2 separate regions of the Homo sapiens genome follow, and region 1 is linked to region 2. The links are chromatin loops, found by intact Hi-C in ENCODE. Cell type or tissue: breast epithelium. All regions are shown on one strand. Links, peaks and the distances in the headings refer to the core of each region. The heading gives the core; the rest is flanking DNA. Region 1 overlaps TDP2 (tyrosyl-DNA phosphodiesterase 2). Region 2 has its middle 13 kb from the start of GMNN.

What was found. Peaks named below come from ENCODE experiments on the same cell type or tissue, not always from the same donor. Only the 100,000 strongest peaks of a DNase experiment are listed, where the experiment ranks them.
Region 1: it touches region 2 in a loop (8-fold over the local background); 18 of 110 quality-filtered maps call a loop at or near these places.

What each region holds. Positions count from the first base shown.
Region 1 is chr6:24,656,179-24,659,096 of GRCh38, reverse strand. TDP2 (tyrosyl-DNA phosphodiesterase 2) reads left to right here. Exons shown (of 7, transcript NM_016614.3): 3 at 363-536; 4 at 1,194-1,285. Among named protein-coding and RNA genes, the nearest start is that of TDP2, 9.3 kb to the left of the region's middle. In breast epithelium, for the core only: no CTCF peak of the experiment used is centred there; no DNase peak of the experiment used is centred there.
Region 2 is chr6:24,760,733-24,763,650 of GRCh38, reverse strand. No RefSeq gene overlaps it. Among named protein-coding and RNA genes, the nearest start is that of GMNN, 13 kb to the left of the region's middle. In breast epithelium, for the core only: no CTCF peak of the experiment used is centred there; no DNase peak of the experiment used is centred there.

The sequences.
Region 1 (2,918 bases), core at 311-2,810, 100 kb after region 2:
GGTGTCAGCTTTCTGCTGGAATTCAGCGTCTGAAAAACATCTTAAGCAATGCTTAAACAAAAGCCTTATGATTCTGATGTCAGAGATCCTACCCATAGGAGCAATGGGGATGCAAGTCATCAGTATATAGGGCTATGGGATGACTTTCCGTACAAAGAAGTGGGCCAAAGTGCAGCGTGATTAATGCTCAATTATATTTCTGTCTAGAACCTGGCATGCAATTCTTGTTAACCCTGTAAGGACAGTGTCACTTTTAGGGCTCTTTTAAAATTTGTCTGTAAAATGAGGGCTACAAATACAAAATAATTCTTAATCAATTTATAGATTATTTGCAAAGCCATGTTTTATTCTGATCTTGCCAGTGTTGACCTAACCAATGAAGAAACAACTGATTCCACCACTTCTAAAATCAGCCCATCTGAAGATACTCAGCAAGAAAATGGCAGCATGTTCTCTCTCATTACCTGGAATATTGATGGATTAGATCTAAACAATCTGTCAGAGAGGGCTCGAGGGGTGTGTTCCTACTTAGCTTTGTAAGTATTATCACTTCTATTTAATAGTAATGTGTCTTATGTATATACAAAGTAACAGTTCAAGGTTGTGGGCTTTAGAATTAAACCTAAGTTCAATGTCCAGCTCTGAGAAGAAACATCTGAAGAATTAAGATGATTGCCTCTGAGAGCAGGATTGCAGGCTGCAGCAAAGAGGGAACACTAATTTTCGTTAGAAGCCTTTTAGTACTGTTTTCTTCTTCAACTTTGTTTATCGTAACTACGTGAAATTAAAACTACCAAAAAGATCTATTTGTGCCCCATGCTGGCTCTGTGACCTTGGCCAAATCACTTAAGTTCTCTGGACAGTTTTCTTCATTGTGGTTAATAACTGCTTCAAGAGGATTGAAAGAAACATTGAAAGCATCTCTTAGTGTGTAGGACCATTGAAGTCTCTCAATATGGCGGTTTCTATTGTCAGTTTTTCTAGTTCTTTTTGATATATTTGTTACAGTACTACATTAATAAATAGCACACATCTTTCTCATTTTATAGTTATCAAAGATCAGCATAAACACTCAATATTAGGTGCCCTAGAGGGTTTTTTGTTTTTGGTATGTTGTGGGATTTCCTTCATTTAGGTAGCTGAAAATGAAATGGTATACTTGGTATTTGTCATAAATTGATGTTTTTCATTAGGTACAGCCCAGATGTGATATTTCTACAGGAAGTTATTCCCCCATATTATAGCTACCTAAAGAAGAGATCAAGTAATTATGAGATTATTACAGGTAACAATTTTTGTTATTCAACTTGTCTTTTCTTTGAAAAACAGATCAGTGAAAGAGATAAATCAAAGTTGGTCTATTGGGACATAGAGAGGAAAAAGCACAAATAAATAAGTTTGAGAAAAATAAGCAAGACACAGAATACTACAAGAATTATAGGAGAATATTTTATACAACTTAATATTAATAGTGTGAAAAGGAAATGGATGATTTTTCAGGAAAATATAAATTACTAAAATTTGAGAAACAACACCTTTTTGGTGAAATTCAGTTGTTAAAAGTTTTAACTGAAATAATCACATTGTGGTTATTATGCTTTTTCAAAAAGTCTTTATTTTATAATTCCTTATTTATTTTGTTGTTCTTTTTGTACTTTTTTTGCCCTGAGTAATTTAGTTTTTAAATTTTCCATCTAATTTGTTTTTGCTAAATATATTTAAAATACTACTTTGGCCACATCTCGTGATTTTCATATACAGTCTTTCCTTGGTATTCTCAGAGGATTGGTTCTAGGGTTCCTCAATGGATACCAAAATTCGCACATACTCAGTTTCCTCAGTGTGCTCTGCAGAACCCATCTATATGTGCGCACTCCATTTCTGCAGGTTTCATGTCCTGGGAAGACTGTATTTTCAACCTGCATTTGGTTGTGGATGCAGATACAGAGGACCAACCGTATTTACTGAAAAAATATCTGTATAAGTGGACCTTGAAGTTCACTTGTGTTGTTCAAGTGTCAACTGTATAGTGCTTTCTTTGACTTTCATTTTTATATAGTATGTGATTTTTAGTTTCAATCGACTCCTTAATCGAGAATTTCTAAGGAGAGGGTTCTCTCTCAGTCTGTGTGTGTCTCTCTTTATGGAACTATTTTGTATTCTCTTGGGGATTCTTTTAGGATTTCTGATTCCCATGCTTCCTTCTTGGTTTACTTCCTTATTTTATTGGAGCACCTTCTCTAATTAATTTCTAGGAAATAGTGCATGGATAGTGAAGTTTTTGAATCCCAGCATATTTGAAAATGTCTGTGTCGTAGCTTTGTAGTTCTTGATAGTTTGGCTGAAGATAGGTATCTGGGTAAATAGATGTTTTCCTTCAGAATTCTGAAGGCATTCTTCAATGTCTTCTAGTTTCCATTATTGATGATGGGTGATAAGGCTGATGCCATTCTAATTTTTATTCTTTTCTTTTTCCCTACTCTCTGGAAGCTTTGAGGGTCTTCTTTTTAACCCTCGTGTTCTTTGGGTCTTTTTAAAATCTATTGTACTGAATGCTTGGTGGGAACTTTTATTCTGTGGAATTTTAATATGTGGAAAACCTTAGTTGGAAAATCCTTTTCCCTCTCCCTCCCTCCCACCATTCCCCTCGCCTCTCCTTTCATTATCTTTGTTATTTCTCTTTCCTTTTCTCCCTGTCTCTTCTTTCCTCCCTTAAGTTTTTTTACTCTCCCATTTTTCTGAATTCCCTCTGTTAAACGGTGGATCTCCTGGGTTGATCCTTGAATTTTCTTAACTTTCTCTTATTCTCCTATCTCTATTGACTGTTCTACTTTCTTGGCAACTATCTTGACTTTTAGATAGCATTATTTTAATTTCCTAGGCCTCCTATTCACTGAATATCTTTTTTATGGCACACT
Region 2 (2,918 bases), core at 105-2,604:
GGAACAAGTGTGGCATTTGAAAAGGCAGGAGAGCACAGGAGTATAAAAACAGGTGGACTGGAGGAAGGATATCCAGAGGTGTGCTGAGCTTATTAGACACCCACCCAGGGGATAATTTTTAACACAAAAACCTCCACTCTATGACAAAATTATCTTCAGAAATAATCATGAAGAAAATAATAAAATTCCAGAAAGTAAATGCAGAAAGTGACATTTTTCTGTTTTTGAACTCTATACATATATTATGTGAGTAAAAAAATTGTTTAATAGAAAACCACAAGCTGGGCCTGGTGGTGTGTGCCTCTAGTCCCAGCTACTCAGGAGGCTGAGGCAGGAGGATCCCTTGAGCACAGGAGTTTGAGGCTCTAGTGAACTATGATCATGCCACTACACTCCAGTGTGACAGAGGAAGACCTTATTTCTTTAAAAAAAATTGCAATAAAAAAGAAAATAATAATGCATTAATACTTCTGTGTTACAGGAAAAAATAAAATTTAGGGAATAATACTAAATCATACTACTGATATGAACATGTTTGTGAGTCATTAGTTTGTTTTTTTGGTTTTTGTTTTGTTTTGTTTTTGAGATGGAGTTTTGCTCTTGTTGCCAATGGCACGATCTCGGCTCACTGCAACCTCCGCCTCCCGGGTTCAAGCGATTCTCCTGCCTCAGCCTCCCAAGTAGCTGAGATTACAGGCATGCACCACCACGCCCGGCTAATTTTGTATTTTTAGTAGAGACGGGGTTTCTCCATGTTGGTCAGGCTGGTCTCGAACCCCAGACCTCAGGTGATCCACTCGCTTCAGCCTCCCAGAGTGCTGGGATTACAGGTGTGAGCCACCGATCCTGGCCTGAGTCATTAGTTTTAAACAACAATAACAAATGTTACTATTAACAACTTTATTCAAACTCAGTAAAATATTTCAAGTATGAACTAAAATTTTTACTTTCCAAACAAAATATCACAACTCTCAGTTCACACTCTTTGTTTTAAATTTTAAGCACGATATATATCCCAAGTGGTCACATGCAAAATGACAGATTTGAAGTAACTCAAGTTCTCTTTCTCCACCTTTACAGTCTCCATGCTTTCATTGTTTATTTTGCATCTAGTGCATAAAAGCAGAAATAGGCCAGGTGCGGTGGCTCACGACTGTAATCCCAGAATTTTGGGAGGTCAGGGCGGGTGCATCACCTGATGTCAGGAGTTCCACATCAGCCTGGCCAACATGGTGAAACCCCATCTCTACTAAAAACACAAAAATTAGCCAGGCATGGTGGCAGGTGCCTGTAATCCCAGCTACTCAGAAGGCTGCGGCAGGAGAATCACTTGAACCTGGGAGATGGAGGTTGCAGTGAGCGGAGATGCGCCACTGCACTCCAGCCTGGGTGACAGAGTGAGACTCCATCTCAAAAAAAAGAATACCTGAGGCTGGGTAATTTACAAAGAAAAGAGATTTATTTGGCTAACAGTTCTGCAGGCTGCACAGGAAGCATGGTGCCAGCATCTGCTTCTGGTGAGGGCCTCAGGCTGCTTCCATTCATGGGGAAGGTGGAGGTGAAGCTGAGATCTGCTGTGTGGAGATCACATGGTGAGAGAGGAAGTGAGAAAGAGAAAGGTAGGGGAGAGGAGAAGGTGCTGGGCTCTTTTTCACAGCCAGCTCTTGATGGAACTATAGAGTGAGAACTCACTCACCCACCACCCACCCAATTAATCTATTCATGAGAGATCTGTTCTAATGATCCAAGCATCTCCCAGTAGGCCCCACCTCCAACACTGGGGACCAAATTTCAACATGAGATTTGAAGGGATCAAACATCCAAACAATGACACACATATATGAAGACAGTAACCACTGCAATTGTGCAGAATTGACCAGCAAAAGACCGTTTTCAGGCAGTAGTGATGGCAGTGGCTGCTGTCACTGGCTGCAGCAGGGAGGCGAGGCGGGGCTGCAGACACCATGCAACTGGTGGGAGCCCCACCCTCCTGGGCGGGGCTACAGCTGCCCAACTGTGGCTGTGGATGGAAGCCTCCCTGTTCTCTTGGAGGAGGCCAGGAAGAGGCAGGATCTGCCCACTTGGGTGCAGCTGCAACCACCCAACCTGTGGCTGCAGACCTAGGCCTTCCACTTCACGGAGCAAGCAGGAGCCGGGGAAAAGCAGGAACTCCGACCCTTCCGAGTTGGTGGGGCAGGAGCTTTGCCGGTGCAGCTGTGGCTGCCCTCCCAGGCTCAGGACCTGGGCATCTCTGCAGCCTGCACCCTCGGGAGCCTGGGATGTTCCCTCCCCCGAACCACGCTCCCCTTGGGGGCATGGGATACCCCCCTTGGCCCCGCCCCATCCCTGCAGGCTCGGGGGTGTCTGCTCTCGCTGCCCGGCCTTTCTGCTCCTGGTGCCAGCTCTGATCTCCTAGCGGGGTTTTGGAGAGCTCCCTTTAGGAGATCTCATGAACATTTGTACTCACTAAAAGAAAGTCTGACGGGAGGGGTCAGCCAATATTCACTGCAACAAGCATCCCCATTGGGTACAGTTCCCTGTGGACCTCTCTGAGTGGGAGGAACTCACTTTGAGCTGGGCTGCCTTGACTCCTGACTGGGGCAGCCAGGTTGGCTTATAGCAAGCAGTGCAAACCACAAGCGTTTCACCTAGAAAGCTTAGTAGTTAGGACTGTAGGCTTGCCACGAACGGAGAGTGCAATGCAGTGCTCTTCAACTTGGTAGAAATGGCTGCTGGGGAGAGAGGGAGAAAGAACCAGGAACTATGGGATTAAGGGCCCAGTGAGTGTTGAAGACCACAACAAAAGAAAAACTTTAGACAAAACAAATGTAACAGTTTACTGGAGCAAAGAACAGTCTACACATTGGGCAGCCCTTAGAACCAGAAGTTCAGAGAATACAGTTCTGCAACCTGGGTAT